Regions from separate parts of the Homo sapiens genome. Here regions 1, 2, 4, 5, 6 and 7 are each linked to region 3. The links are chromatin loops, found by intact Hi-C in ENCODE. Cell type or tissue: PC-3. All regions are shown on one strand. Region 1 has its middle 16 kb from the start of MID1. Region 2 overlaps HCCS-DT (HCCS divergent transcript). Region 3 overlaps CLCN4 (chloride voltage-gated channel 4). Region 4 has its middle 170 kb from the start of CLCN4. Region 5 overlaps MID1 (midline 1). Region 6 has its middle 100 kb from the start of MID1. Region 7 overlaps ARHGAP6 (Rho GTPase activating protein 6).

The links. Hi-C counts contacts between places; a loop is a spot of excess contacts. Peaks named below come from ENCODE experiments on the same cell type or tissue, not always from the same donor. Only the 100,000 strongest peaks of a DNase experiment are listed, where the experiment ranks them.
Region 1: it touches region 3 in a loop (16-fold over the local background); 65 of 110 quality-filtered maps call a loop at or near these places.
Region 2: a loop joins it to region 3, with 5 times the contacts of the local background. A loop is called at or near these places in 32 of 110 quality-filtered maps.
Region 4: a loop joins it to region 3, with 23 times the contacts of the local background. A loop is called at or near these places in 35 of 110 quality-filtered maps.
Region 5: a loop joins it to region 3, with 17 times the contacts of the local background. A loop is called at or near these places in 62 of 110 quality-filtered maps.
Region 6: a loop joins it to region 3, with 21 times the contacts of the local background. A loop is called at or near these places in 79 of 110 quality-filtered maps.
Region 7: a loop joins it to region 3, with 36 times the contacts of the local background. A loop is called at or near these places in 69 of 110 quality-filtered maps.

Annotation. Positions count from the first base shown.
Region 1 is chrX:10,634,828-10,638,827 of GRCh38, forward strand. It overlaps a transcript of MID1 not described here. Among named protein-coding and RNA genes, the nearest start is that of MID1, 16 kb to the left of the region's middle. RefSeq lists an enhancer at 1-540. In PC-3, a CTCF peak has its summit at 1,726 (motif pointing left); DNase peaks (open chromatin) are centred at 114 and 1,704; H3K4me3 peaks cover 1,665 bases; H3K27ac peaks cover 1,655 bases.
Region 2 is chrX:11,098,696-11,102,695 of GRCh38, forward strand. The region is part of intron 2 of HCCS-DT (HCCS divergent transcript); the gene reads right to left. Among named protein-coding and RNA genes, the nearest start is that of HCCS-DT, 10 kb to the right of the region's middle. In PC-3, a CTCF peak has its summit at 2,279 (motif pointing left); a DNase peak (open chromatin) is centred at 2,226; H3K27ac peaks cover 398 bases.
Region 3 is chrX:10,187,734-10,191,733 of GRCh38, forward strand. The region is part of intron 4 of CLCN4 (chloride voltage-gated channel 4); the gene reads left to right. Among named protein-coding and RNA genes, the nearest start is that of CLCN4, 33 kb to the left of the region's middle. RefSeq lists a silencer at 2,018-2,147. In PC-3, CTCF peaks have their summits at 2,066 (motif pointing right) and 2,825; DNase peaks (open chromatin) are centred at 2,068 and 2,848; H3K27ac peaks cover 1,603 bases.
Region 4 is chrX:10,324,870-10,328,869 of GRCh38, forward strand. No RefSeq gene overlaps it. Among named protein-coding and RNA genes, the nearest start is that of CLCN4, 170 kb to the left of the region's middle. In PC-3, a CTCF peak has its summit at 1,973 (motif pointing left); no DNase peak of the experiment used is centred here.
Region 5 is chrX:10,614,386-10,618,385 of GRCh38, forward strand. All of the region lies in intron 1 of MID1 (midline 1), which reads right to left. Among named protein-coding and RNA genes, the nearest start is that of MID1, 4.2 kb to the right of the region's middle. In PC-3, CTCF peaks have their summits at 1,744 (motif pointing left), 1,946 and 3,711; a DNase peak (open chromatin) is centred at 3,886; H3K4me3 peaks cover 2,628 bases; H3K27ac peaks cover 1,845 bases.
Region 6 is chrX:10,720,755-10,724,754 of GRCh38, forward strand. It overlaps a transcript of MID1 not described here. Among named protein-coding and RNA genes, the nearest start is that of MID1, 100 kb to the left of the region's middle. RefSeq lists a silencer at 2,075-2,369. In PC-3, CTCF peaks have their summits at 2,220 (motif pointing left) and 2,419; no DNase peak of the experiment used is centred here.
Region 7 is chrX:11,136,075-11,140,074 of GRCh38, forward strand. ARHGAP6 (Rho GTPase activating protein 6) reads right to left here. Exons shown (of 13, transcript NM_013427.3): 13 at 1,470-3,456. The coding sequence ends at 2,789. Among named protein-coding and RNA genes, the nearest start is that of HCCS, 27 kb to the left of the region's middle. In PC-3, a CTCF peak has its summit at 1,671 (motif pointing left); no DNase peak of the experiment used is centred here.

The DNA.
Region 1 (4,000 bases), 450 kb after region 3:
TGAGTCATGCGATACATTTGCAAGGCAATGGGGCCACCTCCCAGGGCCTGGGGCCACGTTATGATTTTCTGCGCCTGAGTCCCCCGTCTTTGTTCAGACAGGTTGCTAATGCATCCCGCGAAGCTGACCTAATGCTACTTCAGTGGGTCTATTTTTCTTCTGTGGCTCAGCTCGAATGTGATATTCAGGAAGTCGACTGTCAGGCATGCAAATTGAGAGAAAAATATGCCACATTAAATCATGATGGTTTAATAAGGTATTACTCATGGGCAAATGGCTTCTGGTACTCTCCTTAGTAGGGGCAAGTTGAAAAGCATAACCTGCCCCAGAGAAGAGATCTAGCAATTTCATTGTCATTCCATCTTTGTCAAGGCATTTGGTGAAATATGCTCCAGTTGACATACTGTAGCTGCCAGTATTCTACCTGAAAATATAAACCCACATGTATCCTACTTTAGTCACCAATATTAAGAATCTTTACCATTATGATTACACTTGAGGTGAAATACCAAACATTTCAAATGCTTCTAATGATAGTTCCACTCTATGAATATGATACCACTTAGGAATGTTTCATGGTATCTCAAGAATTCCTTTTCAGAGCAAAAGGAAATCTTTACATTTCCATCTTTTACTGCAAATAGAAATTAATAAAATAAGTATTCATTTTCCTTGCAACTCAATTGATTTTTCTGTAATCTGTAGAAAATGAGCATGTTTTCTATATGCCTTCTATAAGAATGCATACATTTAAATTATACCTTTTCCAATCAGACATGGAATTTTACTAAGAAAAAAAAAGAATAAGTCTAGAATGAAAGAATTGTCATGCTGAAATTCTCCAGGTCATTTACACATTGATTACTTTGTCTGCTGCAAAACTATTAATTTAGTATTTGCCATGGCTTTAGAACTTAAGTTCTTTACATAGTAACTTACTTTCATAAATATGGAAGTATAATAATTAGGGTGGTGTATGTAACAATAACATAAAAACACTTATTTTTGACAGGCTGGTCATTGTCTGTCACAGTCATGTCTTCACTCGTGAAGATTGAAAGCAATGTCACATGAAGAAACTGGTTTCATTCTTCAGTTAACAATTTAAATCAGTGCTTAGTTGTCCCAGACTACAAAATATGTTAGAGGCAACAAAACCATTTTTAATCCTTCTTACCTAACTATAGATATTCCATTTAATTTTGGATTTGCTTTGTTAGATAGAGAGAAAGGAGAAAGGCAAAGATTTAAAAACATAAAACAGAGGGAACAGCATGAAAGCAACTATAAAATGCTGGCAAAATCTGGAAGAATAGAAACCATGTGGAAGTAAGTATTGTGGAATAAAGATTTAAAACCCTTCAGAAATGTTCTTTGAAAATCCAGCAACACAGAGGGGAAAAATGAAGAAAAATTAGCCAGTGCCAGTAAGAAAGCACTTTCTCTTTCCACCCTGACCAATTTTCTTTTATTTAAAAGAAACAGAACAAGATTAAGAGTTTAAAAATAGAGAGGAGGGCAAAACAGTAATCTGTAGTTTTTTTCTTCTTTCAGCTGTTCCTCTTTAACTATAATTAATCATCTTCTCCAAACAGCAGACCTCCAGGGAACTGCATTGAGGAAGGAAAATTCAAAGCAATGGAAACAAAATCAGTCCTTACAGGTTTCACCGTTGGGATTTGGACCCGGAGTGAAAAGAGGATAATGGTCTCAGAGCAGCCTCTGGTGGCTGAATGTCAAAAGCTCAAGAAGTCAGAGGCCACCTTACTAGTGTTCTCTTGACCTCCACTCTCCACGGTCTTAAGATTTTGTGCAAAGGAAGTTACTATTTAAATGACTTCAAGGCACTAGTTCAGAATTGATTAGGTTGGAATTGAAGTGAATTCATCAGTTTCAAGGGCAATCACAGATGGACTATGGATTTGATGCTGACAAACTGGGCCATTCCAACAATGGGGATATATATATATATATATATATATATATATATACACCACTGGTGACTGACACCTGAAATTCTAATTTTTAAGCAATCTGAATATTTTGATTCTTAAAACGCTGTGTGTGTGTGTGTGTGTGTGTGTGCATGTGTGCACAGAGATCTGTCCATCAGAAGCATTTGGGGTGCATTTTCTTGTCACAGCTTTCCCAGCTGTACAACATCTGTTTAGGACAGAGGCCTATACATTCCATCTGGTATGTTCCCCATTGAACCATCTCATCTGGGAAGTTTCCAAGGGGCCCTTTTCAAAATCTTGAGTCTTATAATCTAACTTGTATCAAATATCATGTCCAAAAGAGTGCTGCAATCTTCAGCTCCCTTTCTATGAGCATATCACATTTACACATCAGGTTAGAATGTTTTGTTCAAAAACAGATATTCTGTGTTCACCAAAAAAAACTTGAAGGTTTCAAACACAGTGAGGGTAAGTTTGTGAATACTCAAACACATATTTTAAATTGGTTTCAATAGGAGTCTGCTTTATGTATTTTTTTTTTTAGTAATTAACCAGCAGTTCTCTGGGCCTGCCAGAGGTGATGGAATTTTGTTAGGACCACATGGACCCTACAAAAGATCTATGGTATCAGGAGTTCAAGACCAGCCTGACCAACATGGTGAAACTCCATCTCTACTAAAAATACAAAAATTAGCCAGGCATGGTGGTGCACGCCTGTAATCCCAGCTACTCAGGAAGCTGAGGCAGGACAATCGCTTGAACCCAGGAGGCAGAGGTTGGAGTGAGCCGAGATTGCACCACTGTACTCCAGCCTGGGTGACAGAGCAAGACTCCATCTAAAAAAAAAAAAAAGAAAGAAAGAAAGACCTATGATAACTTGTGTGTACAATGTTGAATTTATAGAGCCCACTTCTTATTCACAAGGAAGTATCCTGGTTCAATCAAATATCAACATTAGAATTATCTGGGCTCCTAATTAATGCCTGAAAAAGAGACAGCAGCTATTTGGAAGTACAAGGAATTAATAGTAATGTACAGATGAACTTCTTAGTCTGGACAAATGTGCCACCATTAGGTAAGATGTTCATAACAGGGGAGGCTGGGGGAAAGGCATGCAGGAACTCTCTGTACTACCTTTGCAACTTTCTGTAAATCTTAAAATGTTCCAAAATCAAGAGTTTCTTTTTTAAAAAAAGTACAGAGAGTAATGTCGGCAAATACACTCGGGAAGTGGGAAAAGATGGACAAAGTTCTCTGGCAGAAGAAAAGTTTAATAACAGTAGGATATTGGCCTTGTCATCCAAGATGGCTGAATAGGAACAGCTCCAGTCTGCAGCTCCCAGCATATTCCAACTGAGGTACCAGGTTCATCTCATTGGGGCTTGTCAGACAGTGGGTGCAGCCCACAGAGCAGGGCAGGGCGTTGCCTCACCTGGGAAGCACAAGGGGTTGGGGAATTCCCTTTCCTAGAAAAGGGAAGCCGTGACAGACAGCAACTGGAAAATCGGGACACTCCCACCCTAATACTGTGCTTTTCCAATGGCCTTAGCAAACGGCACACCAGGAGATTATATCCTGCGCATGGCTCGGAGGGTCCCACACCCACAGAGCCTGGCTCACTGCTAGCACAGCAATCTGAGATCGAACTGCAAGGTGGCAGCGAGGTGGAGGGAGGGGCGTCCGCCATTGCTGAGGCTTGAGAAGGTGAACAAAGCTGCCAGGAAGCTCAAACTGGGTGGAGCCCACTGCAGCTCAAGGAGGCCTGCCTGCCTCTGTAGACTCCACCTCTGGGGTCAGGGCATAGCTGAACAAAAGGCAGCAGAAACTTCTGCAGACTTAAATGTCCCTGTCTGACAGCTTTGAAGAGAGTAGTGCTTCTCCCAGCATGGAGTTTGAGATCTGAGAACAGACAGACTGCCTCCTCAAGTGGGTCCCTGACCCCCAAGTAGCCTAACTGGGAGACACATCCCAGTAAGGGCCAACTGACACCTCATACAGCTGGGTGCCCCTCTGAGATGAAGCTTCCAGAGGAAGGATCAGAT
Region 2 (4,000 bases), 910 kb after region 3:
TTTTATATGACTAAGATTGACTTAGAAAGCAGATCATTTGCATTAGGGAGCCTTGCAAATAATATGTAGACCTTAAGAGGTTTCTAGGGATAATTTTGGGACTTTTAGCCCCAAATGCAATTGTTGGTACTTTTCATTATTAAACAGAATGTTTCCTTTTCATTTCAGCATTCAATATTGAACTCCTGGTGCTTTCCTTATTGTAGGAATAAAAGAAGCAAGTGAATACAACTCAGGTTCCTCTTTATGGACATTTGTCAATAGAAAACAGTTCCAAGATCCTCTTTGAATTAGTAGAGGCATTTCCCAAATTATTTACACAAGAATCCAGAGCTTTTTCATTAGGCCTATGTTAGAATCTAAGGAAGCAAAACAGCAATTGGGATTAATTTTACTATTGGCTAATGGATTACTTCCTGTTTCCAGCTTGTTGATCTTCCTGTCCATACAGACAAATGATTTGCCTGGAGATTCATGCTGCTTTTGTCTGTTCAGCATCATTTCCTCTGAGGAACATCCTCTCCCCCATTTCAGGTGGTCCCAGGTGGGCTGTCAATCACAACACACCAGACCTAGCCAATCATATTGCCTCACCTCCCCAGACACAGTAATTGATTCAGGGGAAAGAATGTGACCCAGTCAGAGCAAATTCCCCCAAATGTTAAAGAAGTTAGGAGAGAGGCCTTCAAACTAAGTGGCATCAGGCCAAGAGATAGAGGCAGAATGACTGGATCCAGCCCTTCCTGAGGCTTTACCCACCCCAGACTTCCTAAGAGTGTGATCCCAAAATTTCTTTTTCTGCTTAAGTTAACTCAAGCTGGACTTCTCACTCAAAATCCAAAATGTGCTCACTAATATAACATGCTTCCAGGTTTTCTGAGTGTCCCTCAGAAACATGTGTCAGCAACTTCCAGAGGACATAGGGCACTGAGCATTGGGATCCATGGGTCCTTATCTTAGCTGCAATCTTAGAGCCCTTAGGTCATCCCTATGCCAAGTTGGAGGGCTTTTGAAATGGAGAGCCTGTTACACAGGGGATGCAACATGATTTCATGGATATATTTATGTCTTATGCACAAAAGTGCATTCTAGACTTGCTTTTTAAGTTCCATATCTCTTTGTCCCCTTTGGCCCTTCCTGGAGTGGAAGCAGGACAAATTCTTGTGCTGATGACACTTTTTTTTTTGAGATGGAGTCTCGCTCTGTCACCCAGGCTGGAGTACAGAGGTGCTATCTCAGCTCACTGCAACCTCCACCTCCTGGGTTCAAGCGAGTCTCCTACCTCAGCCTCCCGAGTAGCTGGGATTACAGGTGCATGCCACCACGCCTGGCTAATTTTTTTTTTTTTTTTTTTAGTAGAGATGGGATTTCACCATTTTGCCCAGGCTGATCTTGAACTCCTGACCTCAGGTGATCTGCCCACCTCAGCCTCCCAAAGTGCTGGGATTGCGGGCATGAGCCACCACACCCGGCTGCTGATGACACTTTATTGGCAATCTTGGGAAGGGAAAAAAGACCAAGTAGAAGTAGCAACGGGACCCCTAACATTGATATTGCCTGATGACTGGGCTGGCCAAAGTCTGGTGCCAGGACCCCTATCCTACCAGTGGTTCCAGACACCACCGAGGGAATCTGGAAGGAGAAATAAAGCCCACAACACGCCACCAAGTGGCTGCAATATTACTCTTGCAGTGAAGATACTTTTTTTTTCCTCCTTTGTTTCCATAGGGTACTTTTCTAAACCTGTCCAAAGTCCCTCTCACTAGATTCCTTAACTGTCACTTAAAGTGTTATCTATGACTCAGAATTTCCTAACATAAATTCTATAACCTCCCTCCTTTCCTCAGGAAAGTTACCAACTGAGGCCTACTCACACCAAAACTCTGATCCTAGTGGCTGTGAGATGTCTGAATGCTGTTTAAACTGTGCACTTACATGTGTTTGCAGGTAGTGATAAATAAGAACTCTTCTTTGTTGTCGTGCTTATTCACAGTTTAACTTGGCTTCCTCTGCTTCAGACAGAAGGGAACTGAAGTAAATTCTTAAGACACACAAGGAAAGAAAGTTCTTTGCGCTGAAGGCGGTTCGCCAAGGTGCTAATTCCATCTTTGGTAGGTTTCTCCCAGGACTGTGTTCCTCATCCAGGAATTTCCCTGAGCTTGATGGGTCACACGTCCAAATTCCAGCTTTGAATAAATAAACCAACTAAAGTGCTCAGTTGCCTCAGGGATTAGCAGAGCAGTTCACGAACTTCCATCGCCCCCCAGTGGCAATTAGTTGGATCTTTTTGTTAGGGATTTTCTTATGCTTAAAATTTAGGTTATCGTTCTCCCCTCCAAAGTTGTTTTAAGTTTTTGTTTGTTTGTTTGTTTAATTCTCACACTGAAGATTATAAAGTCTTTGTGTGGAGGTATGTTGGTAATGTCAAATTAATGGCTTCTGGGTCACCAGGTCATAGACGGATAAGATGTAGTATCTGCTTTCATGGTTCTAAGTAAAAGACTGATTTTCAACCTGGTCTCTATTCTGAGGCTCCATCCTGAGAGAAGGTGAAAATAAGCAGCACTAAATCACTAAATCCAGAAAGGACTCTCAGTGGGTGGCATCAAGGTAACCTAGAGAGCCAGTTAGCCTTGGTTGCATATAGATGAGAACTCAGCCACCCACAGTGATAGTATCTACTCTGAAAACAAGATATAGGCTATGTGAGATTCCAAAAATAAAAAGCAGAAACTGTGTTGAGGGAGAAAGCTTATATACATATGAAGTAGCCAAGAAACACTTTTCTAGCATAATAAATTCATAAATTCATGCAACATACAGTCAATGATTTTTGATAGCTAGCATAAAGTACTTCACCTTGTTTTATAGAAAAAGAAGAAGTGGAATTTAGGAAAGTTTAGACTGAAGAGGCTTATCTTCAACTCAAAAAAGGGAAGGTTCTTGCCTCCCTGCCCACAGTGGAGTTAGTACTTAAGCTTATTTTTCAGATCATAGTAAATTCCTTTGGTTCACCACCTGCCATGCTCCACCCCCACACCCCTTTTAAATTTAAAACCAGGTTTGTAGTCCTTTAAATAATACTGACCCAGTTCTAAATTCCTACACACCAAACAGTCCTGCCAATGCTAAATCCTGAGTAGAAGTGTTTGTCCTTCAGCTTCCTTTACTCAGAATTTGTCTCCTTTCCAGCCAGAACATTCTCCTTCCCTGGCCACCCCTCTCCCCTTGGCTTTGGAAGGCAAACTTTACCTAATCTGTTTTGTTTAAGAATCCTAAATCTTAGTGGTTTAAGGGCCTCAGTATTAGTACACACAAGCACACATATATAAATTTAAGAACAAAGAATGTTTTATTATCAGCTCATTGTATTTTGTATAATATTTGTTTAATAAATTCACCCTTAAAGTATAAGCCTCTGTCAGTTAGGCCTGGCCTCCCCATCTCCTGGACCCCAAGGTCTTATTCACTTGAATCTCCCAGTCCATGGTCCATGGAATATCAAGTTTCCCTGAGTTATATGTTACTCCTCAGGGACTTAGGCTCCTATGGTCACTTCTGCCTCTGGACTCCTCTCTCTGCTTGTGCTGGCTCAGTTTACATTGACCTAGAGGGGAAACTCTGCCCCTTTATCATCTTCTATGAAAACCCATTCACTAAATTACTTGCTGATTTTGTAAAACACTCATAACAAAATAGAGATATATGGATACTTCTTAAACATGACAAAAAACTTTATGCCAATCTAAAAGTTCGCAAAATGCTTAATGGATAGACACTAGACACTTTTCCACAAAAATTAGGAATGTCTACTGCCACTTTTATTTAACGTTTTGCTGGAAAGTCTTAGCCTATGCAGGAGAAAGAAATTAGAGGCATGAGGCCAGGCGCAGGGGCTCACGCCTGTAATCCCAGCACTTTGAGAGGCCGAGGTGGGCGGATCGCCTGAGGTCAGGAGTTTGAGACCAGCCTGGCCAACATGGTGAAACCCCATCTCTAC
Region 3 (4,000 bases):
GAGGGATTTATTACTTGAAATATCTAAGGGCAAAATGCATGGCTGTATATTTAACCTAAAATCCATCATCAATAAGGCATGCCCAAGGCATGAGCTCAGGCACAGGCTTCTGAAGAGCTGTGACGATAGAGCTGGTAGCCTTTCCACACAGAGCAGAGTTTTCTTACTATACCGGATTTGACTGAAAACACACATTTTTTTTGGAAACGGTCTTGTTCCATTGCCCAGGCTGGAGGGCAGTGGAATGATGCCAGTTCACTGCAGCCTCCACCTCCCGGGGTTGAACAATCCTCCCACCTCAGCCTCCTGAGTAGCCAGGACCACAGGCATGCGCCACCATGCTCAGCTAATTTTTGTTATTTTTTCATAGAGATGGGGTCTCACTGTGTTGCTCAGGCTGGTCTCAAACTCCTGGGCTCAAGCCATCCTCCTGCCTCAGCCAAAGTGTTGGGATTACAGGTGTGAGCCACTGAGCCCAGCCAAGCACACATTTTATATTCGGTTATTCTTGATTATGTAGATGACAACAAAATCAGGGACTGTTTTATCTTCAATAACAAAATGTCATATGAGATTGCCTTTTGCTACTACTGGTAGGCTCTGGGATGAACTGGAAACATCCTGCAACAGTCAGCACCATGCTAGACACCCACGGGAGCTGAGGCAGGCCCAGGGGCCTCCATCATCCTGACCCTCAGGAACTCTGCATCTTTCCTTTTTAGAATCCCAACACCGTGTTTGCGAGCAGTAGATGTTTCCAGAGTAAATGGATGCTATCTGGAGGGGAAACACGTCTTTTTAATATCAAACGCACCAGCCCTTCCGGGAAATAGTTTCCTGAAACTTATGTCCTTTTAGGAGATTGTGAAGGTTAATGTCTAAGAATAAAAAATTTGGCATGACGAAGAGGTTTCCTTAATAAAAATCCCCTGCATATAACAACATAATAGTTATGGTTAGAGAACAGATCAGGGAATTGACTAGAACACAGGCAGAATATATGTAGTAAGTGGTCTAAGAAGGACAGAACACAAATGGGGCACAGATAGAGTTTTGTGATTCCAGGGGCTTTCAGTTTCCAGGTGATCTTGATTTATTCCCTAGCTCATCGGAGGAGGGGCTTGGTTGCCAGGGAAGGGCTCTACCTCCCTCACCTGCCTCAGCATTCCGTAAAGAGCTAAGAGGAATGCTCAGAGGGGGAGTTCTTTCCTACTAGTCACAGATGCTGTCTGTCCGTTTCTCCAAGCCTGTCCTTCCTTTACCAGTGGCATTTCCCGTCATGTACTGGCAGCAGCCAGGGCAGGAAATTAGACTTCATTGTCACAAGGGATTGGACGACCAATTTTGCTTGACTGCTTCTATAAAGGCCTTTGAAGGTGGGCCAGGTGGGAGTTTGCTATGAATTTTGATGTCCTTATTTAGAGTAGATTGATAAAACCTTATAGTGTGTCATTTTTCTTGGCTCGTAGGAAGGAGAAATAAATAGGGTAAATGAAGAAACTCAGAACAGGAATAGATGTTCTGATAACGGCACAGCTTAGATTCATTGACTGACCTAGGAGCCCAACTGGGCTGACTTTAATCTGATTTTGACCAGCTGGCTTTATTATCCACTTGATTTCCATCAGCTCTTTCACGAGGGGGAATTAAAAACAATATGCTGCTGCCCTGGCTTCACTTAAACAGTATCTCTGGAGAGGACCTCTAGCTTGAATACAGCCTGCCCCTCCCCTCTGTGATTGTAATGTGCAGCCAGGGGTGAGCACCACTGGCCAAAGGAGAGCCCATGCGCACGTCAGCAGGGGAATACATGGGAGGGTGAGAATGGGGTGATGCTGAAAATGAAGGGACTACAGTGTTCTTTTGATTTGGATGCACTTTGAAGGGACAGCCAGAGAGCCACGTCCCACTCACTTCCCCCTTCCTCGCTGGACTAACAGTGGAGAGGACCTGGGGTCTCACTGCCTGGCCGGCTGTCCCCTCAGTGGCTGTTGTCTTCGGACTCCCCTCATGGGTAGGCCCACAGCATCTCCGCATGTGCTTATCAGAAGTCACCGCTAGGTGTCACTGTTGGACCACGAAAGAAAGCTGAGGCCTGCTGAAGCGCAGTCAGAACCAGAATCAGCAAGGAAGATTGGGTGTGCAGTAGGGGGGTTGTGAATGAATGAATAATGATGAAACTTGGGGTGATCATCCTGTTTGCCCCTGGATATCTGCAGGACCCTCCCATCTTCTTCACCTTCTTCTTCAAATACTGCACGATGTCACTTATCTGTGGAGTCCAAAAAAATAAAACCAGTGTCATAGAAACAGAGTAGAAAGGTGGCTGCTAGAGGGAGGGGTGGGGACAGGATGGGGAAAGAGATGTTGATCAGAGGGCGTAAGTTTCAGTTAGACTGGAGGAATAAGCTTTAGTGAGCGGTCGCACTGCATGGTGACCACAATTAATGATCATGTATTGTATATTTCAAAATTGCTAAAAGAGTAGACTTTAATAATCTCACCACAAAAATAAACTGGGGAGGTGATTCGGTTGGTGCGAAGGTAATTGTGGTTTTTGCCATTAAAATAACGGCATGATCGGATCTTTAATTAGCTCGATCAAGTCTTTCTATAATGTATACATAGATCAAAACATGACATTGATATACACAATTATTATGTGTCAGTTTTAAAAAGTTAAAAAATCAAGATAATGAGCTCTTTGCCTTTGTTTTTCCTGTGGAAAAACAAAGAACTGTGGATAGTTCTAAATTTGACATTACCGGACCCTGTGGAAAGACCTCATGAAATACTAAATATTATGGTTCTTGCGTGCTGTTGCTAGGGGGCAGTGTTTACTTAGCTGACTCTGCAAACTAGCATTAAGCGGAACCAAGCTTGCATCCAGGATTTCATGATCTAGAGAAAATACTTTGAGCATGTAGGATTTCTTTTCACTGGGTTTCAGTTTCCAACTTTAAATCAGGAAATAGTTTTCACCATTCCACAAGGTATATGTACTTCAAAACATCATGTTGTATATGATTACAACATACAATCTTATGTGTCCATTTTAAAATGAAAGAATAAATCAGGAAATAGCTAATGATATCTCTAACTTAATTAGACTAATTATATATATTTGTATATTTGGAATCAAGTCTTTCATTATTGAATTGCATGTTTAAAAATTTCAAACCTGTCTGATATTTAAAATTTAAAAAACAATAAAATTACATCCCTCTCTCTGTAAGCCTCACCTCCCTCACCTGCTCTATGGATGTATATATGTATGTATGTAAAGCTTTATTGAAATATAACTCACATTCCATATAATTCACCCATTTAAAGTATACAATTCAGTGGTTTTTAATGTATCACAGAGTTGTACAACCATCACCGTGGTCGATTTTAGAATAATTTTATCATGCCCAAAAGAATCATTATACCCTGTAGCTATCAAGCCCCTGCTCCCCAACCATCCCCCTTCCAGCCCTAGGCCACTGTTAACCTGCTTTCTGTCTCTATGGATTTGCCTATTCTGGGCATTTCATATAAATGGAATCATACAATATGTGGTCTTTGTGATTAACTTATTCTACTCAGCATAATATGTTCAAAGTTTGTCCATGTTGTAGCACGTGTCAGTACTTCATTCCTTTTCACTACCAAGTACAATTCCATTGTATGGATAGACCACACGTTGTTTATCCACTTATCCATTGATGGATATTTGAGTTCTTTCTACTTTGTGACTATTTTGAAGAATGCTGCTATGAACATTTTTGTTCAAGTGTTTGTGTGCATGGATGTTTTCATTTCTCTTGGGTATATGCCTAGGAATAGAATTGGTTTTTTTGAGACAGGGTCTGGTTCTGGCGCGATCATGGTTCGTTACAGACTGGGCTTGAGCAATCTGCCTGCCTCAGCCTCCTGAGTAGCTGGGACTATAGGCGCGTGCCACCATATCTGGTTAATTTTTTTTTTTTTTTTTTTTTTTTTTTTGTAGAGACAGGAT
Region 4 (4,000 bases), 140 kb after region 3:
ATTTGCGTAAATACAAAATAGGCTTTCTCCTTTGAAAAAAAAAAACCACAGTTCTGTAACAGATAATTGACCGTTTAAAGAAAAAAAAAGTAATGTATTGCAAGTCAAGTTGTCTCCTACATAGAAATAAAATGTATGGCAGCATCAGCACAAGAACAGGAAGGGGGACCCAGAAGGCTCCTGTGTGAATGTTGGCACACTATCTGTGAAGTGTCTTGATGGTATTTAAAGTGGAGTGGGACAAGTGAAAGATGCATATTACAAACCCAAGAGTAACCACTAAAAAACTAAAAGAGGAATGACTAATAAGCTCACTGTGGAGATAAAGTGAGGCAGGAAAAGAAAAAAAAATAACAAATTGAGACAAATAGAAAATAAATAGAAATCTAGTTAGATTTAAACCCAACCATATTTATGATCCCATTAAGTGAAATGGTCTAAATATTCCAATTAAAAGGCAAAGATTGCCAGACTAGATAAGAGATGCACTTTAAATATATTATAAAAACAGGATTTTAACATGAAAGGTGCAAAAGCTGCCACATAGTGTGTGAAATAAAAACCCAAAATTTGGGAGAAGATACTTGAACCTCAAGAAATTGAAGAAGGATTATTATCCAGTGTATAAAAATAACTCCTATACGTGAATAAGAAAGAGGTAAATAATCCAATAGAAACAAAAGAGAAAATATTTATGGAAGAACTTCACAGAAGAAAAACCAACCAACATATGAACATATGCCAACTGTATCATAATCGGGAAGTACAAATTAATCTAGGACAGAACAATTTTAATTTAATATATACCTACGAGATTTTAAGAAGTGGAGCAATAATGCACTTCTGCACTGTTGGTGGTGCTGTAAACTTGATCATTTTCTTGGGAAAATATGTTTGCATTATCTCAAAAACTTGAAGATACACATGCTCTATGACTCAGAAGTTCCATCCTAAAGTACAATCCCTTGAGAGATTCTTGGGCTTGTATATCAAGAGACATGAACATGAATTAAAAAGCAGTATATTTATAACAGCAATAAAACTGGTTACAACCTAAACATCCATCAACATTGCACAGATAAATAAAGTTGCAATATATTCACACAATAGGAGACTATACTACAATAAAAATTAATAAACTAAAACTACACTCAACAGCATACATGAATTTTAGGAACATAGTATTAACAAAAGTAAATTGTAGAATCATACATTAGGATGATTGTGTTTAATTTTCAAAAAATTCCTCTCATACATGACTCATACAATTATGGGAGGAATGTGTAGAAGGAAAAATTATTCAATTCACAAAAGAGAACCAGCAGGATGGCAAAGCTGCTTCTAAGACCACTTGAGGAACAGAGATTTATGTAGTCGCGAGAAGGCTGAAATGCATTTGCAAAGTTAAGAGACAAAACTGGTTATATCCCACAGGGCAATAAAATAATAACCTTTGGGGTTATCTTCTCTACCCAGCAGAAATACATTTCATCTATACTGGAAAAAAAATGTGCAAGTCAACATGTAACTTTCCAGAGCCTGGGCCCTGGTCAATAGTAGATAAAGAGAATTATAGTCATCTAGAGAATTTAATGCTCCTTGATTAGCCTGTTGGGTAATGTTCCAGTATGGCATTGAAAGGACACGAGGTCAGTTGTAAGTTGTGTGTACATTTTTCTTAACAATTAAGTTTATAAGAATTTCAAAAAACTTAAAACCAAACAATATTTTCACAAATACAAGTGATAAAAACTACAAGCAAGAAATGACAAACACAAAATTCAGAATAGGATTTACCTCTAGAGCAGTGGTTCTCAACTAGGGGTGATTTTGGTTCCTGTGGACATTTGGCAATATCTGGAGACTACTGTGGACATTTGGCAATATCTGGAGACTACTGTGGACATTTGGCAATGTCTGGTTACTACTGGGGGAGAGGGTGCTACTGACATCTAGTGGGTAGAAGCCAGGGACGACGCTGATGAACATTTGACAATGCACAGGACAGCCTGTACAGCAAAGAATTATCTGGTCTCAAAGATTAGTAGTGCTGAGGTTAAGAAACCTTGAGAAAGGGAGTGAATTTGGGGTGAGGCACATAGGGAACAAAATAATGGTAACATTCATTTTCTGAAATTGATTCAGTGATGCAAACACATGAATGTATTTTGAAATGATTTTAAAAACATGTAGTTTTTTAAAATTTCTACTCAATAATTAATAAACACAATAAAGAAGAAAATGGGACTGGATGCGGTGGCTCACGCCTGTAATCTCAGCACTTTGGGAGGCCAACGTGGGAGGACTCCTTGAGCCCAGAAATTTGAGACTAGCCTGGACAACATAGACCCCATCTCCACAAAAAATACAAAAATTAGCAAGATGTGGTGGCACATGCCTGTAGTCCCAACTACTCGGTAGGCTGAGGTGAGAGGATTGCTTGAGCCCAGGAGGTCAAGGCTGTAGTAAGCTTTGTTCACGCCATTGCACTTCGGCTTGGGTGACAGAGTAAGAACCTGTCTCAAATAAATAAGAAGAAAATGTTGGGTCAACAGAACTTTGGACTCCTTGGACATGCAGGTTGGGGATGAACTTTCTGTTTTGAGCAATTGGATAAATGGTGGTACCATTTAAGACTACGCTTTTTTTTCCTAAAAGAAAAGGCTGCTCAGAACCTATTTCTAGACACTTAGCATTTTATTGAGACGGAAAAACAGCTCTTCACAATTAGAAATATTGTGAAGATGACCGTAAATGCAGACTGCATTTGTGAACTACGACAAACCTACTAACTTTGAGATTTGTGAGTCAATGTCGTTTTAAATCCTGCTGGCCATGAGTCACTGTTTCACCTTCCCTTGGGGAGAGTCAAAAGAGTAAATCCAGCAGTGAGGCCGAGACCTTTTAGCACTGGAAACATCAAATGAGCAGAGGCCCCCAAGATGTCACAGCTCAGGCGCCCGTTAGCTGGCTTCAATGCCCTCCCGGAGCTAGCTGGCAGCATGAGTCAGCGTCAACTAGAGGATGGAGGCAGGTGAAAGCAATTCCCAGTAAGCCCAAAGCCCAGACCAATCAGATTCTCCAGGGGGTGGGCCTAGGGCATTTCTGGCTTCATTCTGAACTCCCACATAAGTTCGTGGTTACCCTGGGCTTTAAATGAATGAAAATCAAGTTTTCTGTGATTACAAACAAATGCTATATTTGGTGCCACAGGTGCAGAGAGCTGAAGGTCTGCTATGTGTATCTTATACTGGAATGAACCGGAGGAGACAGAATGAGATATGGAATTTAGGGAAACGTGATCTTTTTTACTTTTGGATTATGCTCTGATTTCCCCCTTAACCATGTAGTTGAATTTTCACACATGATAACAATAATTTTTCTTGCAGCAGATGGGGCCTTTTATGAAAGGGGTTTGCACCTTATTTTATCTTTCATAAGTCTAAAAATTATACGTAAAAACCCCAAATGTGAGCAGCTCACCTAAACTCTGCCAACCCTTTGTGTTTTTAAACAGCCAACCCGGAGGCAGTGGGACTAGTCAAGTCTTAAAAATGTGTAATGACCCTCATTACAGAAATTTGAAATGCTGTCCAATCTCAACCCAAATTTTTTTTGGGGAAAAAGTCTGCCCAATGCTAGGTTTGGGCACAGCAGGATGATACGCTGTGAGTCCAAAGGCCAAGCCAACAGCAGCTCCACGAAGGTAGAGCTCGCTCACGGTTCATTCCATTTAAAACATGTGCCATATTTGAAAATGGGATCCCTACCTGAGTACACTCCCCTGGTAAAGATAACAGCTGTGGCCTTCATCTAATAGGATTGTTTTCCTGGATTTCAGCAGAGTTTTGAAAGTCTCAATATATAAAAGATGAAAAAGAGGGAAAGATCCCTTTCAGAAGTAGCCATCATGCTTGGGAAAATTCTTGGGTCACAGAATGGCAGAGACTGAAAAGTTTTCTACCCTGAATTTGAAGGACAGGAATGTATGTAATGAAAG
Region 5 (4,000 bases), 430 kb after region 3:
ACGGGCAGACACACCAGCAAGTTCTGTCTGCCAAAGGCATGGCCCTGCCCCCAAATATTGTCCCTGAAAGGAAAATCATGTGTTTTGTAGCTCCAGGCTCCACTGCTTGAAATTTCCCCAATTAAAGATTCATCCTAAGGGTTAAAGGGATAAGAGTCATGAGCTTTGGCTCACCCATATTACTTCTTTCCTGCCATGTGGTAGAGACCATTGACTAAAGGAAACAGGAGAGTGGTTTGGAGGTGGGGAAGGGAAGGGTGGGAAGATGAACAATTATGAATTCACTATATATTAGGACAGGCCTGGGGGAGATGCCCCAGTGAGACCAGAAGACATCAGAAGGATGGAGAAAGAAAGGTGAAAACTAGTACGAACTTCCTATTTCAAATATTGCCATGACTGGCCTATTACCAAAAGTATGCCAATTCTTTCTCCTTCTGTTTCCATCCTGTATAACACAGTGGCATGTCCTCAAAACACAGAACTTGATCTCACATTAATCAGATTGATTATTTTTCGCTGGAAAATGCTCTGGGTTTCAAACAACAAACTCCTAAAACATAAAGTATTCCTAGATTGGGGACTACCTATGAGTTACTTTTCTCTATTGAGAAAAATAAATTACTATTTAATAATTATGAGAAATCTGCTTTATGTAAGAAGTCATAAATTTCTACAAATGGACATGTGGGCTAAAAATCAACTAAATTTCACAATTACAAATCACTTCTCAAGTCTCCTAAGTTCAGTAAGGTTTTGGATACCATCAGTTTTTCAAGTGGATCCCTACCCATACAAATATAGATATTAATGAGCATCCATTTTGACCATGGAAAAACCTACATTATGCTACTGGTACAATAAATTGTACACCAGATCAAAAGTTCTTTGAGGGCAGGGGCCTTACCAAAGTCATATTTGGAACCCAGAAAGTGCCCTGGCACATTAATAATCACGTATAATGTGGCAGAATATATTAATTCTGTGAGTGCTCAGTAAATGTCATTGAATGATATAAGAAAGGAAGGACAGCCTTTATATTATATTCATCATAAACACTGGACTGAATATAAGACCTTCAACATCCACTTGTACTACAAATGATCAGCACCTCTTCCATGTTTACTCAGAACCTCTCTTTCATAGCGCAAAGCAGGTAAGTTATTTTCTTTGGTCTGGTTTGTTTTTTCAGGAAAGTCCCCTCTTGGCATTTTGTTCTGCGCCTCAATTTTCTGTGCTCCTACTATCACCTGACCTCCTGGAGGCCATTAACCATCCTGATCTTGTGTCAATGGAATATTTTCCTCCAGAGGGGGAAAAATATTTCGGATCCAGATGGCTCCCTAATATTGTGTCCTTTTTAGTTTAAAGAAATTTTTATAACATGCCAGCTCATAAAACTGGGCAAACAAATTTCTAGAACAAAACCGCTGAGCTCACTTTTGTGTGAAATCAAAGGAATTGATAATGAGCCAGAATCTTCCCGATAAACTGCCTTACATGTAAACGGAGATTAGATTGCTGTTTGACCTGGCTTTATCGCCCTTTCTTTAATCACAGCGTATTTGATATTCTCTTCCTTGAATGAACTCATTTTCATAGTAGCTTTGGTCACAAGATTAAAGAATCGCTAACTAATTGTTCCAAATAAGCAGAGCAATTCTCTCTGACTCTGCCTCGGGCTCCCTGCAGTGAAGTCCGCTGCCTGATCTTCCGACCACGGGAACTTCAAGCCTGACCCCTGCAGGTAGATAACTGAAATGCACACCTCTAATCAGATCCTGGTCTTTCAAAGTCCCATCAAGTTCTGAAAATAAAAACGTTCATACTTAGTACAATAGGGATATTGATGATATTTATATGATATATTGTACTTCCTTTTCATTGTATAAATTGCTTTTGGAAAGTAGCAACCACTTGTTTAAAAATAATTAAATTACGTCTGCAAGATACTCTGGTGCGCTTAGCCATTACTTCTTTTTGCCTATTGAGAAAAATCCAAATGATTTGATTGAACTGGGATCCTCAAATCATGTGGGTTAAAAATGTCCTGATTTGCCCCTACCTTTTTCTAATCAAACAAATTACTCTTTGTCCAGTAACTAAATCCCCTCCTTTCACCAACGCACAGCCCAGGTTGCCATAGCTACCTTGGATGTCTATTTACCACACAAACGATCAAAGCCAGGAGACATCCACATATGCACTTAGCCTTAAAACTTGCTGGAATGTCTGTGGATAACATGCAACTACCAATTAACGGATTTGCTTGTAGCCTATGCGGTCTACAGCCAAGCGAACTAAAAACATGACTCAAAAAAATTATTTCAAAATGACCAACAAGGATCTTTAAACTGACAGCAAGTCTTATGATTATAACATTTGCTGAAAGAGAGATAGCAGAGAAGAAATTAAAATTTTAACATATGTTGAAGACACTGAGCTCTATAAACCATGTGCAAAAACTTAAAACATCTGTTGAAAGGGAACATTTCTCAGATGCATATTTAAAATTCCAGTTAGTTACTGTATCTTTCTATTAGATTTCATAAAAGCTGCCTGATCTCAATGTTGGGAGAAATGAGAACAGAACTGCCTTTTGAACTGTTAAGAGTCTGGACTTTCAAATGAAGGAAACCATACAACATACTTGGGACACAATATACTTGCCAGTTACAGAATGATAAGAAAAAGAATGTCGTAAGAGAGATTCTGTTTTAATCCCTAGAATGCCATTTGAGATCCTAAACCTGCACAGGTAGTCTTTCTGGGTGGGTGAGTATTCATCCCCAGACTTGCCCCTAACTTGCTGTGTCTCTTTATACTTAACCTTTCTCTGCCTTCGTCTCACCATTTGTTCAATGAGGATCAAATTGCCACCTCATTCTCTCCTGGGGATGTGGCAGAGAATAAATAGATCGTGTTTGTAAAGGACTTTCTAATCCTCAGAGGAAAGATTAATACGAAGACTTTCATTATTAAGCCAGATGTCCTTGGGCATTTTAATTCCAATCTAAAGAATGCAGAACGGGCTAACCAAACAGATTCACGGCTTCCTTGAAACAGCAGCATCCTGGCCTTGCAAGAATTTAGCAGCTACGTGACTTACTTTGTTTTAGTAGATCAGAAATACATCATGCACCTTCTTCCCTTAGAGTTTTTTTTCTAAAGTTATCAGGATGTTAAAAACACAAAATATGTCTAGTAGGCAATTTTGCCTAGAGAATCTGATTTTTCCCCCAGCTCAAGAATGAACTATTTGTTCTTCTTGTGTGTAGGGACAATGGGTGGCTTGCCATGTGGGGAGGATATATGCAGTTGCGGGAATGCCACAGGCAAACCTGTTGTTTTCGGCCAGGCTTCTAGAACAGGTGGCCATGCTTTTCCTTTTGCCTGGGAACAGAGCAAATTCCTTCTCAAGGAAGGTTCATAAAAGTTTCCCGTTTATGATCAGAGGGCAGAGACAGGTTGGCACATATTTTAAAATTACTTCCTGATCAAGGTGAATCAGATTTACACTTTTCTTTGGCCTAACTCAGCCGTGGCCTTAGGAACCCTCAAAGAATACTATCCTTCTACACCTGAAGTGGTGGCTTCAGGAATGTTCCTTTTCTGCCAACCTGGCAGAAGCCCAAACCCCTCTGAATCTTATAGCTAGGCAAACAGCCTTCTAATTCTGCGGGCAATTTCTGGCTACCCAGAATTTCTGGCTATCAGTGGCAGGCAGGGGTCTCTTCTGGGCTGCCACACCAGTGTACAACATTTGTGCAGCCCTAGGGACAGATCACTCATCAGCAAAGAGATCCAATTTCATTGCTGAGCTGATGACACACAGGTCTGTTTGATAGTTAACCCTGTAAATCCAGCTGGAGCTGCCGGGCTGAGATGACAAATTGGCTGGTGAATTCGACTCACCCTGCCTGGATGCAACAGTCAGGTTTCCCCAAGAGAAACTCAAATAAAGTAGGGATTAACCCATGCCAATAACACTGCCATCTCA
Region 6 (4,000 bases), 530 kb after region 3:
TTATTGCGGCACTATTCACAATAGCAAAGACTTGGAACCAACCCAAATGTCCAACAATGATAGACTGGATTAAGAAAATGTGGCACATATACACCATGGAATACTATGCAGCCATAAAAAATGATGAGTTCATGTCCTTTGTAGGGACATGGATGAAGCTGGAAACCATCATTCTCAGCAAACTATCGCAAGGACAAAAAACCGAACACCGCATGTTCTCACTCATAGGTGGGAATTGAACAATGAGAACACATGGACACAGGAAGGGGAACATCACACACCAGGGCCTGTTGTGGGGTGGGGGGAGGCGGGAGGGATAGCATTAGGAGATATACCTAATGTTAAATGACGAGTTAATGGGTGCAGCACGCCAACATGGCACATGTATACATATGTAACAAACCTGCCCGTGGTGCATATGTACCCTAAAACTTAAAGTATAATAAAAAAAAGAAAAATAAATAAAGAAAAATGAAGTTGGGTGTTAAGGGGTTTTCTTGTGTTAAACAGAATATTTTCCATACATATGTGTGTATGTGAATAGATATATTTCTCTGTATGTAATCAGAACTAGAGGTCAACTTTCTCTAGTGTGAATTAAAGAGTAATTAATACAATACTGTATCCTTTGGGTCCTTTGGATTCCAAAGGACCAAAGAAGCTGAGGAATAACAGATTTAAGAGGTTTGGATGTTGCAAACTCAGATAAATTCATATAAAGTGTAATTTTGTGGGTTTCTCACTTATCAGATCTAAAGACACAGCATTCTTTGCTAATGTTTCAGTAACATTCAACTATCAATAAGTATTTTCTATGGTCATTCTGTGCCGAAAACACAGAATCAAATTTCTCCCACCTACAGTACAATCTGGAATGTGAGGATTGTGGGGGCAAAAAACTTCCTTAACAAATGATGCTAGCAAAAACCAATAATTGTTTTCTCGGGCAAAAGGGATTTAAATCTAAAAAAAAAAAAAAAACTTTCTGAAAATTAAAGCTAAATCATTAGTTTTGCACTCAATAAAGAATACAGCCAAGCATGGTGGCTTGTGCCTATAATCCCAGATATTTGAGAGGCTGAGGTGGGAAGATCGCTTGAGGCCAGGAGTTTAAGACCAGGCTGGGCAACATAGCAAGATTACTGTCACTACAAAAAGAGAAGAAAAGAAAGAAGAAGACGACCTTCTTCTGCAGGGTACAGGCTTGCTTTTTGGGAGATTATGTGTAGAAATATTTCCAAACTGCCACCAACATAGTTCTTTGGCCATCTCCTTATATCTCTGAATGAATGTGTGATTAGAAAAAGCATTTTTATGTTATCCTATGCTAAGTATAATTTTAAAAGCAAGCATATGGCTGCAAAAAAAAAAATCACTTAATAGATGATGCTACTTATCCAGAGGTTGGGAGACAGGAGACATAAATTTCTCTAAAGCTTCTTCTAGTTCTAACATTTTCTTTTTCTGTGTAAAACAATCTCCCCCACTACCTTATTCTACTGGTGTGCATGTTGATATTATAAAGACACGGCAAATTATTGAAATTTGAGTCTCAAAAATGCATCTAAGGATATGAGATGTGCCTGGATATTTAGCAATGCTGGCTACTTACTTGTTATAAATCATCTAGAGATATTACAACTTTAAATAGTCCCCAAGGGCAAAAATGGCCATTCCAGTGGGGGAAAGCAAAAATCTAAGACAAATAGGAATTAGTCAATCGTTTCTCCCCAACCAAACCAGTGATGAAAGCTACAAAAAATACCTTCCCTGGTTGAGAAACATCCCGTCATTTAAATTGCTGGGTTAATGAATATCGGCCTTCAAGAGGAAAATTGAAATGTATTTTATCACAGACTAGTTTATGGATGTGTGTGTTTATGATATCAGCAGAAATTTCTGAGATGACTGAAGAACTAGCTCAGGAAATGGCCAAGAACAAAGGGAGACGAGGCCATCAGAAACCCAAGCCAAATCATGTCCTGAAATTTAAGTTTCCGGGCAGAATCCTCTCTTGCAATTGCTGACATTGGGAGCCCCGGTCGGAACTGCAGAAGCTGCTGCCTCTAGAAAGTTTAAGTATCTTTTTCTTGCTAGGTTTGTTATTATTACTATTTTTTCTTATCAGAGAGGTTGTGTCTCATGGTTGAGAATTTAAAGAACCTCTTTGCTGAAGTTATGGGTACGTCCAGTACCGATGGAGGTATAATGGTGCCCTCTGCTGGGAAGAGTCAGTAATGCTACCCAGTGAGTTTTCTACTGGGCCTGAAGTAATTTTAGGTGCTGGTGGAGGGATGTCAAGGGTGTTTCTGGAACAAAAAGTTCCGAGAAGTACTCTGCAAAAAAGTAGTTACAAAACCCCAAACCACATGAAATTAGCTTGATTCTGAGTTGACAGTGGAATCTGAAACCAGCTGTATTTCATCCTAAAATGTTAGCGCTATAAACCCTTCATCAAACCTGGAGACAATTATTTTCTCACTATCTGGACAAGACCACATTTCCAGCGGCTGAATTTTTCCAGGGCCGACTTTGCCTTCCCATTTTCCTTTTGTAGAGCTCCCCTCTTGCAGACTTGCATAAACAAGCCTCACTCAAGAATGAAAGATGCTATGAGGCTGAGCCCCCATATGACATTCTGTAATTTTGCTATTAAGAATCATAAAAGGAATTTGTCACAAAAAGTACACACCACACTGACATGCCTTGGCTCCTTAGAAATGCATAGTAAGGCCAAATATCGATTTTTAAAATGTCATTTCAGGAAGTTCAGGAAAACTGCACTATTTCACTAAAGGTGTAGTTTCTTATTTTTGAGACGGAGTCTCGCTCTGCCGCCCAGGCTGGAGTGCAGTGGCGCGATCTCCGCTCACTGCAAGCTCCGCCTCCCGGGTTCACGCCATTCTCCTGCCTCAGCCTCCGGAGTAGCTGGGACTACAGGCGCCCGCCACCGCGCCCGGCTAATTTTTTTGTATTTTTAGTAGAGACGTGGTTTCACCGTGGTCTCGATCTCCTGACCTCGTGATCCGCCTGCCTCGACCTCCCAAAGTGCTGGGATTACAGGCGTGAGCCACCGCGCCCAGCTAAAGATGTAGTTTCTTACTTCATTTACCAGTTCTGGATCCGCAGCCGAAATATTTAAACCATCTGTAACTTAAAGTAGCTAAAAAATAACTAAAGGGCAGTAAAAGGAGACTGTAGCCATGTATTGCATGCTAATTGCACTTCTAGTCAAAAGCATACTGTTGGCTGGACCATCTTCAGTGGCATCTTACTCTGTAAGATATTAGGGAAACATCTGTTTATTGTTATTCATTTATTTTGTTGAGACAGGGTCTCTCTCTGTTGCCCAGGCTGGAGTGCAGTGGTATTATCTCGGCTCACTGCAGCCTCAACCTACCGGGTTCAAGCATCAGCCACCTCAGCTTCCCGAGTAGCTGGGGCTATAGGCACGCACCACCACACCCGGTAATTTTTTGTATTTTGTAGAGACGGGATTTCACCTTGTTGCCCAGGCTGGTCTCAAACTCCTGGGCTCAAATGATCTATCTGCCTCAGCCTCCCAAAGTGTTGGAATTATGGGTGTGAGCCATTGGGCCTCAGCATGTTGTTTTTGAGTGTTGTCAGAGTAAGATGCTGGGTTTTCCAGGGAAGCCAGTGATGTCTATCTAAAGTATGATGTTCATCTTGAAGGAGCTTATAATCTAAGAAAGGAGAGAAGACATGTATGGGAATGATGAGAATTGATTATAGCATATGCAGCTGACTATAGTAATTCAATAAAAGAGACCTGGATTCTCTGTAGTTTAGAGGATGAGGGCAAGATCTTTCCCAACCGGAAAAAACTCTAAATGCCTCTTGGATGGGGTGTCACTTGAGCTGGGACTTTCAAGTAGATTTTTAAGTACTTATTTCTCTTTGGAAAAATAGAAAGATAAATAAAATAAATAGATGAGCTTTTCCTTTTTGCCATCTGGCCCACCTTGTGGTTTTACTGTTT
Region 7 (4,000 bases), 950 kb after region 3:
TGAAGCTGTCTGTTCATGGGGAATGAGTGACTTGAACAGCCTTTTAAAGGCATTTTGGCCAGCTTGAAAGAGTTTTTTATTTTTTTCTTGTCAGGTATTATATCATTTATAAGGTATTAGAAAGGATAATTTCCCTCAGGTCTTTGGGTTTCATGTACGATTTTTTTTAAACTGCTTATTTTCAATATGATAAAGGCATTTAAGAAACAAGGCCCGGCACGGTGGCTCACACCTGTAATCCCAACACTTTGGGAGGCCGAGGCGGGTGGATCACCTCAGGTCAGGAGTTCGAGACCAGCCCAGCCAACATGGGGAAACCCTATCTCTACTAAAATACAAAAATTAGCCGGGCATGGTGTTGTGCGCCTGTAATCCCAGCTACTCAGGAGGCTGAGGCAGGAGAATCGCTTAAGCCCAGGAGGCAGAAGTTGCAGTGAGCACAGATCATAGCACTACACTCCAGCCTGGGTGAGAGAGCAAGACTCCATCTCAAAAGAGAAAAAGAAACAAGCTGTAACTCACTAAGCTAAAGACATGGCCCCTAAGCTTAAATGTACAAAGAGAGGGAGAGTGAATATTGAGATATATGTAAAAGATATTGTGAGTCCTGTTTTCTGGACTGCTTATTTTAGATCTATTAACAGATGGACATACTTTTCGTGACCTTTTCTGACACAGGCATCAACTTCAGGGCCATTTGATCTGGATGTTTTTTTAAAAATAGGACTACTCTAGCAAGAACATGGTAGAAAGAGAGTCGCATTTATCAGGCCATCCAATCTAGGAAGGAGGGAAAGAACTGATCAGATCATGGTCAAATTCAAAGCCAGGGAAGTAGCATCAGCAGGAGTAGGATGAGAGTAGGTGGCACAGAAAAGCCACCTGCGATCCACAACCAAGCAGCATTTCCTCTGGATCTTGTTGACAACTTTTGGCTGAGTGTGGGCAGTCAGGAAGAACCAGAGGTCTGCAGGCAAATCCTCCCTGAGTCCCAGCCAGTGGTGGAAGTGCTGGACCGGATGGCAGAGCCTGAAGCTATCTCAAACCATTCCCAAATAAGAAATACCACATGCCACTTCTAGCTTTTATTATTTCGGCCCTGAAGCAAATTAGGCATCTAAGGCCCACAGAGCAGGTGTAGCTTAACAGGAATTGCGTTGGGCAACAGCTGCCCAACACAGTTCAGGAAACTCAGGAAACCTGAGTTTCAGTCCTGTAGAAAACCACCTCTTCAACAGTCGAGGAAATCAGCCTTTACTTGCAACAAATTATTATACATTTCTAAATGCTTTGGTGTCACTGAGTTGATGTCCCAAAGCCATCTGATATTTTTAAACCAGCTTTTTTGCTATATATGTATATGCATAGAATTGCCATGATTTATTACACTTGGATCTGTGGATAGTGAAGAATATGTCTGAAATGTGATGCAAATTCATTCAAGAGATTTAAAGCCAGGAAACAAAGCCTTTGCTTAACTTTTTATTCATCATGGCACAAGATAGAACCTTAAGAAACACCACTGGGAATTTCATCACCAACATGAAAATTAAGAGTAGCATGTTTTATAAAAAAAAAAAAAATCTTTTTTTATAATACACTTTCCCTTCAGAAGTGAAAAAAAATTGCATAAAATACTGAAGCGTATCGCCATCTGCTGGTCAAAAATAGTTATGCACTTGAAAAACTTCAAACTACTAAAGTACGGTAGAACATTTTACAATACACATAAAATTACGAAAGAAAACATTTCCTCAGCCTTTGGCACAATGTAAGTACAAAGCTGTAGGCCTTTTACCAAATGTGATTTAGTTTTTAAGGAATTGCATGTAATTTGGCAAATACTGATTATGGGGCAAAGGGAAAAAACATGTTCTATAATTTGAATATTCTGTGTAGATTCTTAAACACTTTATAGTTGGATTCCAGTTTGTAGTTTTGAAAAATACATAAAAATTATACATTATAAATATATATTATATATGGCCTATATAAAACTGAATTTGATGTAACGTGGGACGGACAACTTCTTAATTTCTTTGTGAGGCACTGCCTTTTTCTTGTTTGGTTAACTGAATCCTTTCTAAACAAGTTCTAAAAATATATTTCGTAATCTATCAGATTTAGCATTTTCCTGAAAACGTATTCAATATCTAAAAGCATTCAGTGATTTTTCTTTTTGTATCTGACTCCTATGTAAAAATATGGCTTCTCATATTCTGCTTCCTCTTGTTAGTGTTTGGTATCGAAGGAAGGGTTATCCCCAGTTATAAAGCTATGGCAAAAGCACAGAAACCCGCTTGTGCACATTCTAGAACATTCTATAGAATCTCATTGTTTAGTATATCTCATTGCTTAATATAAGTGAAGTGATTTTTTTTTTAAAAGTTCCTTTTGTTTTCTCTTTGTGAATATATCATATATGATTATACATAATCTGTTACAGAATACACAATAGTCAAAACCGAAGACACATAAATACGGTTAGGCTATACCAAGCAAGAGTTGTATCTTATATTATAGAGCCAAGAGGGACGTTTTTAGATTGGACATTGCCATCTGGTTTGGGTTCTGTTTGTTTTTCCTAAGGCTGGCTACGCAATGGAACCTTATTCTCAATGGCGGGGGCGTGAGTGCTCTACCTCTGTAGGTGAACTGGATTTCTCTTGTGTCACTTTTGAGAAGTGTGAAAGAAGAACACTAAGTGTGCCAGTGGCCACCACCCACGGTCCCCCCTGGGCTGGAGGGCGGGGGGCTCGGGGCAGGGGGGGCTCGGCTGGGTGCGGGCTCAGACCAGCGTCTCGGGCAGGGCATCGGGGTTGTCGGTCGACAGGAGCTCCCAGATCTGCCAGCGCTCTCTCTGCCAGTCGAGCCAGCCAGCGTCCCCCAGGCGCGGACTGTCCTGCTCGCCCGCTGGCAGGGAGTTGGCGCTGCTCAGTTTTTTCTGCGTGACCTGCTGCTCTCGCTCGGCTGCTTGGCCTCCCTGGTCCGTGGGTGTCTCCACGCCTTCCGGGGGCCCCTGGATCCAGGCTGCCGCTGCCGCGGGCTTCCCTGGGCCCGGGTATGGAGGCGGGGGCCGCTTGTCATCCCTCCCACTCCCATGGGGTCTTTGGCACTGAGGTGTGGCCCGGCTCTGCAGCCCGGCCACATCCAGCTCACTCTCGCTGAGGTCGTGGGCGCCGCTCAGGGTCAAGTACTGCTCCGACCTGGCCGTGGGCCGCTCGGCTTTCCCTGCCACCTGGACGTGGGGCGTGCTGCAGGCGCGCGACACCGCAGGGTGGGCCCTGCCCTCCGTCGCGGGGGCTGCGGCCTGAGTCCTCCGAGCCCCCTGCGTGTCGCTGTCCAGCTCTGCGGGGCTCCCCTGCCACCGAGGCCAATTTGGGGACAGGTTCCCTTGAGAAAGGGAGCAGGGCCCCGCTCTTAGGGAGCTGCTTTCAAAAATGTCTCCAGAGGAACCTGGAAGCCAGAGAGAAAGCCCAAGAAATGGAATCAGTTTGTAGAATCCTTGCTGGGGATTCAAATCCTGTTATTTCCTTCCCACTTCTACGACGTCCCCCCGGACTTCTAAAACTGAAACAGCACAGTATGCTCTTAGCTGCTGCTACCTGAAGAAAACAACCTTCCCAGCAAAACAAAAAAAGACAAATGCTTTTTGATTATCGGCTCAATTCATATGCCTAGACTCTGACAGGTTAGCTGAGACGTCAGACTATATTAATAATTGGCTTTGCCACCAATTTGTGTTTCAGGAAAGGGCCCCTCTACATGGCTGGGAAAACTTTTCAGAATCCAGAAGGTGAAAGAAGCATTCCCTTCTTGTTCAATGCAATCTGTAATCCAGGAGAGATACAAATTATAATGTTTTCATGTTTCTATTGCATCAATGAAGTTACTTGAATCTCAAGTACCCCATTCCATGCCAGAAGGCAGGCCAGCCACTATGCATATTCTCCTACCATCAATGCAGGAAAGGCTGACTTGGTGATCACCCAATCGTTCC